3 separate regions of the Homo sapiens genome follow, and regions 1 and 3 are each linked to region 2. Evidence: chromatin contacts called from ENCODE Hi-C or POLR2A ChIA-PET data. All regions are on one chromosome and are shown on one strand. The core of a region is the stretch at or near the end of the contact, and the rest is flanking DNA. Distances in the headings are between cores, read along the strand shown.

Region 1 (4,171 bases), core at 1,662-4,161, 140 kb after region 2:
CTGCACTCCAGGCTGGGCGACAGAGTGAGACCCTGTCTCAAAAAAAAAAAAAGAAAAGAAAAAGATATTTGCAAGACTAATCTTGCATTTTAGAAAAGTTGCTTTTGTAGTGGTGTGCAGGACGAACTGGTGGAGGGGAGTTAAGAGGGGGACAAATGAGACTGGCTATACTAAGTCTAGTTAGAAGGCTATTATAGAACTAGTTAATAGCAAAAAAGAGGAAAAACAAAACAATGGGCTATTAGGAGAGCCCCAGGAGAGCTGAAAGCTGAAGACCCCCACAAAGGCCTGTCCTGGAGGTGTTGAGAAGGGCCAGCTGTTAGGGGGATTCCAGGGCTCTGTGTGTGTGTGTGGGGGGGAGCATTCTGTGAATGAGATGTGGAGGGCTGGGAGCAGGGTAAAGAGCTGGGGAGAGGCGTGTAGGATTCCAGGCTCTCCAGCTTCAGAGAGCAGTGGAGTTTTTAACTGAGCTGACAGGTATTAGAGAAAATGTGGGTTTGGGAAGAATACATATTTAATTTTGGACAAATTGAGTTGAGGATTCTGCAGGATGCCAGATGGAGAAGCCCTGAGGGAGCTGGAAAGAGAGATCAGGAACTCCAGCAAGGGCGACTCAGCTCTGAGCTGTTTTATGCAGGAGGGAAGGCCTGGCACTGGAGGAGGAATGCCAAGGTCCAGATGATGTTTGAGCATCCTAAGTGTCGGGATTTTAGATCAGGTGGGAATAACGGAAGGCACAGTTCCCACAGAATGGTAGAATGTATTAGAATAGTATGTGCTTCATTTATTTTCCTGGAGACTTGGAGATTGAGAGCTAGAAGGGGTCATCCAGTCCTATATGAAGTCTTCAGCACCTTCTAGGGCCAGGCCCTGAGAATAAGTAAGTGGGGAGACAAGAAAGTCTTCCCAAGAGTAGAATGCCAGCCAATAAAGGTGGAAGGAATAATGGACTTATAAAAAAATCACAACAGCATGGTGAAGATTCAGACTGATTAGTGGATTTTATAGTCCTATTCAAATCCCCAAGGTTTTAGTGGAGAGATGGAGATCCGAAGGGGTTAAGTGGCTTCCGAGGTGATGCTGAAGTGGCCCAGTTGGGAATAATAGGACGGTGTCTTTGTAGAACCCAGGAAAATGTTTTTCCACTATGAGATTGTTGTATGCCTTTTGAGATACATGGGGCAGATTAAAATCTTCATTTCACAGATGTGAAAAATGTCTCCAGGAGCTGAGGAGACCTGCTTCAGGCTGCACCAGTGCTAACAAGCGGCAGAACCGGATGTGAACCCCAGAGTTCCCATCTCCCACGGCATGCAGAACTTCTTCGGCTACCTGAGCTACAGGAACCCTGGGAAGCAGGGCCAGAGGTGCCTGGGGACTGCAGCCCACTGGGGTGGGCATGGGGAAAGAGGAATATCATTTCTGGTTCAAGTTGCTAGTTTTGCAGAGTGTAAAATTACTGCACAGGCCCCAGAGAATAAACAGAGTTAACACCCCATTAAATACAATGGACTTTCAACGTGAGCTCTAGACGTGCCTAGATTGAAACTAGCTGAGCAAGAGCTGGCCCGTGAGTAAAATGTATCACATGCACTCCCTTAATGCTTCCAAAGAGAAAAATCCAGCGCAGGGAGAAGAAAGTGCCGGCAGCAGCTCTGCAGGCTCAGGGCTGAGGATCCGGTAATGAAGTCTTTCTGGAAGGTAAGAAAGGGCTGTGTGCTGCATGCTATTTTTAAACATGCTGGAGCAGCACATGTATCCCTGGCCCACGCACTTTCTCCAGCAGAGGAGGGGCCTGGGGGATGCAGCCAGGAATTTAGATGCTATTTATTGTATTTCCTTTTATCAGTCAAATGATTTTCCTATTTCCCACCTAGATAAAGATCTTCCACTTACAGCTCCAGCTTGTTGACCTTGTCAGGACTGCTGTGCAGCCTGAAAATTGGTCCCAGAGAGAGAAGGGCATTGTTTTTAGGGGGTTGCTTGGCGGGTTGGGTTTTTCTTCTCCCAGCAGGGAAGAGATTGGTTTACAAAAAAAAAAAAAAAAATTAAAAATCTTCCAGAAAACAAAAACTGATTGTTTTGTGCCTTTTTGCAGAACTGAAAGGCTGTCCAAGTATAGTTCACCAGCCATCCCCCTTGCATCCCCCTAATATCTCCACCCTACGTTTCACCAACACACACACACACACACACACACACACTCTCTCTCTCTCTCTCTCTCTCTCTCTATTAATATCTCTTTCTTTCTCCTGCAGCAGCAAGCCTGGCCCTGGCCCCAGACCCACTGCTGTGCTGCTGTCTTGGCAGGCAGCAGGGCAGAGGGGGGTGGCAGCTCTGTCTAAGCTTGTAAGCTGAGCCAGTCTCTTGGCTGTGCCAGCTCTGAGGCCCCTTAGAGATGCCAGTATGCCTGAGTGGGAGCAGTTGCAGCTTCCACTCGGCTGGAAGCTTTGGAGCCAGCCAGGCCTCCAGAAGCTGCATTCTCAGGCAAGGGTATGGCCCGAGGGCTGCTAATCAGCAGGAGGCCTCCTCTTGGGCAAGCTGCCCTCATTGTCTCGCCTTGCCTAGGCCTGCTGGCCAGGTTCACAGGCCAGAGACAGTGCCACTCTTCCTCACCTTCTCGGGAACGGGACCAGCAGATGCTGTGGGAGGCTGGGGTTTTATTGTAAATCCTCATGATTTCTGGCTCATTTAGAGCCACGAAACACAAAGAGAGCCAGCTAGAAGGAGGGAATCCAGCCCCTTGCAGGTTCATCATTTGAACAGCAAGGAGCTGCAGGCCCCTTCCACACTTGCGAGGGTCGGCTATGGATTGTAACAGAGCTGCCGGCTTTCAGGAACCCCAGGTTCTTTCCCACCATTGCAGTGTTTCCTAGCCGGGACAGCAGAGGGCGCCAGCTCTCCTGCCAGCACTGGGTCCCGGGCCGTCCTCCCGCACATCTGGAAATGGGCTCTATCACTCTCTTGCGAAATAAGGCCAGGGATCTGTCTGTGTCGGATGAATTGGCACCCGAGTGAGCACGCATACACATCAAGAATTCCACTTTCTCATTACTTCTATTTCTCCCTCAAGAGCACTTGTGGAATGTGGGGAATTTGCCTTGCCAAGGCGGCCAACACATCTGAGTCTTGGGCTTGGTCAGGCCTCGGTGGAGCGCTTGGCGGGACCACCTCTGGTCTGAAGACTTTGCCCTTCCCTCCGACATGCAGAGAGGGGGAAAAAGTAAACGGGAGGACAGGACCTCCCAGATCTTTTCCCCTGGGGAAGAAAACTAAAAATGTTTGGTCCTGACCTTCCGGGCCCTCCTGAAGAAAGCAAATGTCCCACATTAACAGGTCCTTGAGAAAGAAGATATAATTCCAAGAAAGCATTTTCTTAAATTACAAGTGATCAGAAATACCAAAGGTATGTGCAAACAATGGAGATGGAAAAGGAGAAACTGGATGGAGGAGGGCAGAGCTGAAGCCAACCCAGGGGCCTGGTTGCTGTTCTGAGGCTGCTTCCTAGACTTCTGAAAGCTGCATGCATTTAAATGTCCACATTTTCTCGCAGAAGCCAGCAATCGGTACTTCCCTTGGCCAAACAACACATCAGTCTAATATGGTGTGGGAGAAATATGTTACATTCTTTTATGAACAGAATGTTAACATCACCTAGAATCAATATTTATATCCAAGAACACAATGAACTGGCTTGTTTTGTGCTGCATGGGTTTAAGACAGGGACATTTGGGAAGAGTAGGGAGGCCGCCCCTCCTCCCACCCAGAAAGGCAGACCCGGGCAAGCAGGCTGAGGCTCCGGCATCTTCCAAAGGGTTTCTGCCTGGGAGACCATGCTCGGCTCCCTTCCTCCCTCACAGTCCTTTGTCTCCTGGGATTGCAAGAGGAAGCCAGAAGCAGCCAGTGGGGCAGGAATTTGTGGCGAGGTTCAGGACGTGAGGCAGCATCCTGTCTGCAGGACAGCCACCTACCATTCGTGAGGGCTGCAGTGGGGGAAGGAGGGTCAGGACATGCATCCCAGCATTTCCTACTGCAGATCAAAGTAGGGGCGGACACAACTTTACACAAGTCCTTGGATGAGGGGCTTCTAGGGGATGAAAAACTAGGAATAAGGGGGGATGACACTTCTCTTTCATGCTGCTATTTTTTGGCCAGGCAATTGTCCTCATTT
Region 2 (4,101 bases), core at 737-3,236:
TCTGCGCGCCCGCCGGGTGCCTGGCGGAGCCTTTACGCAGGAGCCAGCGAGCGTCTATTCCTGTCGGGCTGGTGGGAGGAGGCGGCGCGGGAGGGCGGGAGCGCACGGGTAGCTCACAAACAGCCGGGGTGGGGGGGCTGGGGAGTCTGGGGAGGGGTCCAGGCAGCGCGGAGTTGAGGGACCGGGGAGTCGCCTGCGCTGGGCTCTGGCAGGGAGGGGGACTCCTGTGCTGGCCTCCCTGCTTCACCTCCCACCTGTAAGTCCTTCTGCCGAGCCTGCCCCCTGCTGGTCCATTCAGCCATAGAAGACGAGTCCAGTTCCCTTTCCGTGGCTTGCTGGCTGTGTGACCATGGGCAGAGCCTGGAACCTCTCTGGGCCTGGGCTTCCCTCCCTCTGTCACAGGGGAACAATAGTGCCTCCCCCAGAGTTGCTGGAGGGTGAACGTACAGTTCACAGTAGAGCATAGCATGGACGCCTGCTAGGAGGGACTCTAGCTAGGCCTAGGTTGAGGATGGGCATAGACATAGGAGACAGGAGAAAGTGCTCCAGACAGGACTGTCCAGAGCAACGGTGTGCCAGAGAGACTGAGAAGTACCCAGAAATGGTGCAGCTGGAACAGAAGGTCTGTGCAAGCCTTTGGGCTGTGTGTGAGGCTGAACAGCGAGAAACAAGGTGCTGTTGGGGGTGGGGAGAGGTCCCTCCGTGGCAACCAGGCATCTCTGCAATGATGTTGCGCAGGCTTCCTGGGAGAGGGGGTGTCACTGGAACTGGGATTCCAGCGTCTGCCCCAGAATCCGAGAGGCTTTGGGCTAGATCCCCTCCCCCAGCCTCAGCTGCCCCTGTGGACTCAAGCTATTAGGAGTATTCATGTGCTAATGGGTTGTTCCCAGCAGGGGAGGAGGGATGGCCGTGCCGGGCGGTGTCAGCATTGATGGTTATTCTAATAAAACTGGCTTGGTGGTAAAGGGCGTCTGGCTTCAAGGAGATGGAGGGGGTAGTATAGGGAAAAAGGTGAGGTCCTGAGGGTGGTAACCTACTCTGCAGGCTTTGCCAAGACATCCCTGCTGGCCTAGTTTCTGTATCTGAGGATCAAGGAGGATCTGGATCTCCGAGGAGAGGTCCCATTCCTTGGGCCCGTCTGAAGTTGTGGCCCCAGCCGAGGATCCCCGGGACCATTCCGGGAGGAGGGAACAGTCAAGCCCAGGCGGAGGCTCTGCGCTGCCCTCTGCTGGCCACTGGGTGCAGGGCCTCCGGACGGAGCGGGCCAGAGAGGCCTGCCGCCCTCTGCTGGACAGGAAGCCAGGCTGGGCGGGGACCCCGGCTCCTGGGTAGAGCTGCCGGGCCAGCGCGGCTTCCTCGCCGTCCCCTGGAGCTTCCCATTCTGCCTGCCTCGCCCTCCCGCGCTAGAATGTGGGCCCTCTAGCCTCGCGGACTTTCGAGAGGAGGGGACAGGGCCAGGACGGGGGCTCCCGGTCGGCCTCCCCATGCCGCCCTCCAAACAACCCTGTTCGTGTAGGGAGCCCTGTCCGTCCTCGTGCGTGTGTTCGTCCACAGCCCAGTTAACACGTGTAAACACACTCGCGCGCTCACATGCACACGCATGTGGCAACACAAAAATCACACACAACGGTGTGCGCGCATACACCCAGGGAGGACCGCACGCCGGACTCCCCGACACCCGGCTGGCCCGGGACTCGCCCAGAGCCCCGGACCCGGAGGGGCGCGGCCGTGTGCAGAGCTGGAGCGCCTGGCTGGTGCGCCCCTCGCCTGCGCACCCCTGCCTGTTTCGCTGCCCTAAGCGTGCAGGGCAGCGGCTGGGGCGCCCCTCGCTCTCCGCCCCCTCCGCTGAAAGGAGACGAACCACCCCCCACCCCACCACCACCATCACCAGGTTTTGCGGCCGCGCCTTCTCCTCCCCCGCCCGGCTCCCGCGGCTCACTCGCTCCCTCCTCCCTCGATCCCTCCTCCCTCCCTGGCTCGCTCCTAGTGCTCCCTCCCCGCGCCGCTGCAGAGCGCGGAGCCCGAGCGGGAGCCGGCGCGGGAGCCGGAGCGGGCGGCGGGCGACAGCGCAGGCGGCGGCGGCGGCGGTGGGTCCTGGTCCCGGCCCCGGAGGGCGCGGAGTCCCCACCCGCGCCGCTCCGGCCCCTCTCCCGACGCGGGGCGCCGAGCAGCATGCGCGGCCGCTGCCCGCCGGCCCCGGCCCCGCGGCGGAGCGCGCCCGGCCTCGACCCCGGCCCCAGCGGCAGAGGCGGCGGCGGCGGCTCCGGGCCGGCCCAGGGGGCAGAAGCAGGCTCGCGCAGCCCCTGTCCCGCGGCCTGAGCGCGCCCGCCCATCCGCCCGCCGGGGCCGCGGCCTCCCGCCTCCCCACTCCCGAGCCCCGGCCCCGGCTCCGGCTCGGCTCCCGCCCGCGCGGGGCGGACAGACGGACAGCCAGCCCCGCGAGGGCGCGCGGACTGCCGGGCGGAGGTGTCGGAGGAGGAGGAAACGGAGGAGGGGGCTGGGCAGGGGCTGGGGCCTGGTCGGGCCGGCTGGAGAGACATGCGATTGGTGACCGAGCCGAGCGGACCGAAGGCGCGCCCGAGATGCAGGTGAGCCAGGCGGCCGCGGCCGAGCCCCGAGCGGGCAGCCCCGCGGCGAGTGCCCCTGGGGGCCGCCATCGGCCCTGGCTGCGCCCTCCTGGGGTTGCAGGGCACCTCGGTGCCACCCAGACCTCCTTTGGGGTCATAGGCCTGATTTCCCCTCAAGCCTCAGAAATGAAAATTCTTCCTTTTCCACCTCCCCTCTCTCCAACCCCAACAAATTCCGGGTTTGTAAGCTGGGAGCCTGGAGCTGGGGAGGGGCCCCCACGGGTGTCCCAGACCTGCTCTGGTCTCCCCTTCCTGTCCCCCCTCCCATTCTGAGTATTGGTCACTCTAGAGGGTAAGCCCCCTGCTCAGCCCTGGGTGGGTACCTCCCTTCGTGGACCCCAGGTACCCCCAGGCAGCCCCCACCAGCACCAGACACTCCCTAGCTGGTGGACACAGGTCAGGGGCTGGGTTTCTCCACAAGCTCCAGCCTGGATGGCAGCTCCCCACCACACACAAGCATCGCCCCTTTCCAGCTCCTGCCCAGTGAAAAGGAGATGGGGAGTAGGGAGAGTGGAAGGAAGGGAGTTGGGGACCGGGAGCGCCCAGGAACGCTTTAGGGGCCTCCCCTTTGTCTGCGTTCAGCCCGGGCTTCTCACCTCCTCTTGCCCCACTTTTCATTCTAAGGCAGAGCGGGTGGGAGGTGGGAACCAGCTGAGAAGAGGGAGGTAAGGAGGGAGCCTCCTGCTCCCCCTCACACCCTTTTCGGGGTGGGCTGTGGGCTCTCTGCTCTCAAGGCATGCCAGGAGATGTGACCCTCCGGGCGGATCCCACTTTGAGAAGGAGGGGTGGGGCCAGGCCAGTGGGCAGCCCCTCCCGGTTCCTGCTGGGGTCGCAGCCCAGCCTGGTCCAGCCTGACTGTGCCTGCACCTCCTCTTTGTTCTCAGAGGCCTTGGGGTTGGGGTGGGGCAGAAGGGGGCCTGAGAGGATGGGAAGAGCTCTGCCCTGAGCGGGTGGGAGTGCAGGAGGCCCTGAGGTAGGGGCTGTGGCATCTGGACAGCCCCTTCCTGCTCGCCCAGCCCTCCCTCAGTCCTCTGCTTGGTTTGGGCAGCCAGAGGGCGCATAGCCCAGCCTGGCCCGCGGCTCTGGGCTCAACCCTGTTGGTCATTATGCCAGTGGCTTCAGCACTGGTGCCTCCCATGCCCAGGGAGCAATGAGCCGGGACACCCAGGCGGCAGAGAGCCTGGGGCTTCCCCAGATCCAGCGCAGAGTGTCAGTGAGGAGAAGAGGGCCAGCTGCTCCCAGACCCTTTGTCCTTGTATAAGCCAGGGAGGAGCTCAAAATCCTCACGCCTCTGGGAAGGCACTAGCAGCAGGTCTACTGGGATGGCATGCCTGTCCTTCCTGCTTTCTACCCGTGGCCCGAGGTGGGAGGGAGGGTATAGGGTGGCACCGGGGAGAGACCAATAACTCCTTGGAACCGTGCTGAAAGAGGGCACAGACTCACATCGGGGATCCCAGCAGCACCCAGCTGCCCC
Region 3 (3,770 bases), core at 853-3,352, 210 kb after region 2:
ATATATACTAAAATTACTAACATTCAGATTTCACAAAGTAAGCTTCAAATAGATTGATTCCTTCAATACACAGACACACACCCTTCTAAGTATTGTGTTATCTGACAACAGAACCAAGGAATCAAAATTATTGAGTGTTTATTACCGCCTCACATATAGTTTATTAAAAATGAGCTACTGAAAACCAGAAAGTTCTTATTGACCTTTTGTCCTTTGTGAGCCAACTTTTTCCTGTTTAGAATCTGAGCTGAGTCTCATGACCCTTGCTTTATACTTTAAAACCACAAAGAACAGATACCATTTAAAAATCAGTGATGAATTAAATTACAAAGGAGGAAAATGTAATAAAATACAACTTTCAAAAATGTTACGTGTAAGCTACACATAAGAATTTTTAAGGCTGAAGAAGCTGTTCTCAGGCACAGGGCAAAACCTGTAGCCCAAAATCAACAGTCCTAATAATTTAAGATGTCAATTTTATCAGTTAAGGTAACCTCAAATTTGAGTACTTCAGTGTGATACTTTCATTCTGCTAAGATGAAAATGCCCCAGATTTTATGTAAAATATTCAGTCCCCTAAATAAAAAGTTATCTCCTTAAAAGAGAAGCTAGATTTCCTGTTGCATGTCAAGGCAGAGGGCACCACACTTCACCCAGCCAAGGCTGGACTTGAGTAGGGGTGCAGGTGTTGGCAATTCATCAGTCACACAAGCTATGTCGTCTTGCAAAGGTGCATAGAGATTTTTAACAAGGGCTTTCGAATTCTTTGAAGAAAACACAGACAATTTTGCTGGGGAGGAAATGCTCCATATTCCACGTGGAAGCAAACTCATAAATTCTGACTGCAGGTTGGTGTTCAGCACAACTTGGAATAATCTAACTTTTCACATAAAACACAATCCCCAAGCTGCAAGATAATGTCTCCGCGAATGGCACCAAGCACCACCTTTTCAAGCCCTCATCAGCACTGGAAGTGGGTCGGACACCCCCAAACCATCACCACCCCCCCACAGGAAGTGAGGGTGTCCCCCCTCCCCAGGACGGCCTTCCTCCCCTCCCCCAACCGGAAGTTGAGGCGCCCCCATTCAGCCGGCCTCCAACTGAGACAAACCAGTACCACCACCACCAAAAGAGGGGTGATCTTCAAGGGGTGAAGGGCATCTCGACTGGGGCCACCCCCAAGCTCGCCTTGCTTACTGACCTGCTGACGACAGGGGCAGGAAGGGGCCTAGGGCCAAAAGAAAGTCCCTTCCACAGAGGACAATTCCCTCAGCCCCTCTCAATCGCCTTCACTTCACGCACTCGTCGTCTCACAGCTGGACAAAAATTCTTCCGCAGCACTTTATTTTGGTGTCCTTTCCTTTTCTTTACCTAATCTCTTAACCACCTTTCCACAGGTAACTCCTCTTACCGCATAGCATTTACAATTGCTCCGGTGAGAAGAAAAATGAAATATTTTCCACGGTACCTTCACAAAAATGAAGGGATTATTTTGCCCCAATGCGGCGAAGGACTACGTGGTTACGCAAGGTGAGCCTTATTTTCGTGGAGGTTTCTGGGAGATGTAGTTTTTTTTTTTTTATTGCGAAGGCCCGCAGAAAGTAGAAGAACTGAAATTGGTCATGACTACATATTAGCGTCCTCGAAAACATATTCTGTATTCGATGACGGCTGACCTAGCGGGCCCCGACGCCCAAATGGGCCCAGACTCCCCTGGTCTTTTCCTCTGCGGCTTAATCGAACCCAAATTTTCCCTCACGCGGGCCCAAGGTCTCGGCAGCCCCGCCCCTTGTCTTAGCCCCGCCCTCCGCAGCCAATCAGGCACCCTTTAGGTCTCGTCCTCTGGAGGTTGGAAGGCAGAGAGGAGGGGCCTGGCGGTGACTCCTCCCGCTGGGGCTGAGGGAGACCTGGGAGACGACCGGGGCCCGTGAGCGCGCGCGTGCTCACGGCTCCAGGAGCGCGGCGAGCGGGCGAGGGCGCGCGCGGAGGGGCGGCGCGCGGGGCCGAGAGGAGGCGGGCAGGCTGGTGGGCTGGGCGGGCGGCGAGCGGCCGGGAGCGCGCGGTGGACTCGGCCGCGGCGAGTAGTTAGTTAGTTGTTGTTAGTCAGTGTCAGTTGCTCGGCGGCGGCGGCCGTGGTCACCAGGAAGGGGACGGGACGGACGGTGATGGTGGTCGCCGCGGCGGCGTGTGCGCCCCTCAGGTAACAGCGGCCCGGCTGTCCGCGTCCGCTCGGTTGTCTTCTACTCACGCGCCGTCTGTGGGACCAGGGTTGCCGCGGGTTGAGGGCGCTGACCCGGGGGAATCCGGGCGGGGCGGCGCGGGTTCTGGGTGGCGGCGCGGGTTCTGGGTGGCGCCGCCGCCGGGGCTCTGGCGGCCGGTGCGTCCCGCCCGGCGCGGGCTCTAGCTCCCCGGCCACCCCCGCGCCCCGCCGGTGCCGCGCGCCCCCTGCCGCCCCTGCCCCCTCCCTCGGCGGCGGCCCCGGGAGCGCGACGCCCCCCAGAGGAAGGAAAGTTGGGACCTGCCGCGAGGGACGCCCCCGGGCGCGGCTGGGAGGTTGCGGGGGAAAGTGAAGCCTGGAGGAGCTGGACGCGGGGAGGCCGGGGCAGGAGGGGCTTCTCTGGCTCCTGCCGGGTCCACACGGTCAGCCCGCTCCCGCACCCGGGAGCATCGGCGCAGCCTCGCCGGCAGCGTCGGGACGGAGCCGGGTGGCTCCCTGCCTGCTCCCTTCGCGCCGCGGCTGGGGAGCCCGCGAACGTGTGGGCTGGCGGGGTCGTTTGGGGGTTGTGAGTGGTTCGGCTGCTCAGTTTTTTTCTTTTCTGCCCTTTGACCCATCCGTTCTTGCAACTTTTCTTTCCTCCTTCGATGGGGACTTGCCGTCTGAACCGCGTCTGCCCCCTCCCCTCTCGTCGCATGCACCATCCGTCTGGGAGCTTGATTTCGTTTTTTCCTCCTTTGGCTACGTTAAAGATTGCTGAGAGCACCGGGAGAGACCCTCCTCCCCCGCCTGCCTCTGGCCTGTTAAATGTTACTTTTTGCGATTCGTTGTTTTTTAAAGATCCAAGTTCAGGAATTTGAGAGCTGTGGAATGGAGTTATTGGAAGGCTGACGTTGAGGGGGTAGTGATGAGTTAGAGGAAAACTATGATTTCATCTTTATTGGCCTTGCTATAGAAAACCTAATTGATTTTTTTTCTGCCTCTGTTGAATGTGGTAAGATCATACGTTGAATTAAATACTTAGAGACTTACATAAAAGACTATTTTTAGGTCATTGGATGATGTACGTGAACAGCTTTTCACCTGAATTGGGATTGCCTTGAGGATTCTGTTTTGGGGCCTACTTACTGATTTTTGTTCAGCCACAGCGTCTTTTTTTTTCCCCCGATAAATGAAGTGATGTAGTGATGTGTATAGTCAGAGAACCCATATTGCTCTCTGCAGTGTGGAAGTGAAAAACGTGAATTATCCACCGGGGTAAAACTTTCCATGAGCAATCTTGGATACTCACTTCATGATGGCTTCTCTCGTAATCTCAGAGCATTTCTAGATAGCTCAATTCACTGACGACCCTAATTACTTTCTGACTTGCCTGGGACTTCTCTTTGGTGACTTATTTAGTAAACTGTAATGGCAGATATGGTACATTTTCTTGGCTTCAAAGTTGAGGGTTATAGCCTCAGCCCAGAGATGAACAATGGAAGTAGAAGTCATAGCATTGCTAGTGAATTTTGGATATGACCAACTCACAAACTATGTGAAAAAACAAACATCC

The links. Hi-C counts contacts between places; a loop is a spot of excess contacts on that map. ChIA-PET counts read pairs that join two places held with the same protein, here RNA polymerase II (POLR2A). Pooled maps may share reads with other maps.
Region 1: a map of dorsolateral prefrontal cortex shows a loop between it and region 2 (5-fold over the local background). The contact joins the enhancer-like site here to the promoter of LINGO1 in region 2. A Hi-C loop is called at or near these places in 2 of 168 maps with a recorded cell type or tissue (both dorsolateral prefrontal cortex) and 7 of 50 pooled maps. POLR2A ChIA-PET finds 5 or more read pairs at or near these places in 2 of 52 experiments (H1 and RWPE1).
Region 3: a pooled map shows a loop between it and region 2 (4-fold over the local background). The contact joins the promoter of PEAK1 here to the promoter of LINGO1 in region 2. A Hi-C loop is called at or near these places in 1 of 168 maps with a recorded cell type or tissue (dorsolateral prefrontal cortex) and 6 of 50 pooled maps. POLR2A ChIA-PET finds 5 or more read pairs at or near these places in 1 of 52 experiments (RWPE1).

The regions. Positions count from the first base shown.
Region 1 is chr15:77,495,716-77,499,886 of GRCh38, reverse strand. It overlaps a transcript of HMG20A not described here. Among named protein-coding and RNA genes, the nearest start is that of HMG20A, 77 kb to the right of the region's middle. RefSeq lists enhancers at 1,875-2,674, 2,746-3,040, 3,477-4,171. Within about 2 kb of position 2,911, at least 26 of the 41 ENCODE cell types and tissues checked have a DNase peak (open chromatin) inside an H3K27ac peak, as active enhancers do; they include dorsolateral prefrontal cortex, where a contact is called at or near this core.
Region 2 is chr15:77,630,797-77,634,897 of GRCh38, reverse strand. LINGO1 (leucine rich repeat and Ig domain containing 1) reads left to right here and starts at 1,986. Exons shown (of 2, transcript NM_032808.7): 1 at 1,986-2,588. The coding sequence starts at 2,583. RefSeq lists enhancers at 1,033-1,162, 604-1,167.
Region 3 is chr15:77,418,436-77,422,205 of GRCh38, reverse strand. It overlaps PEAK1 (pseudopodium enriched atypical kinase 1), which reads left to right and starts at 2,102. Exons shown (of 10, transcript NM_001385026.1): 1 at 2,102-2,200. It overlaps HMG20A (high mobility group 20A), which reads right to left and starts at 1,318. Exons shown (of 10, transcript NM_001304504.2): 1 at 1,202-1,318. RefSeq lists enhancers at 817-866, 1,257-1,306 and silencers at 1,757-2,076, 2,327-2,496, 2,507-2,716.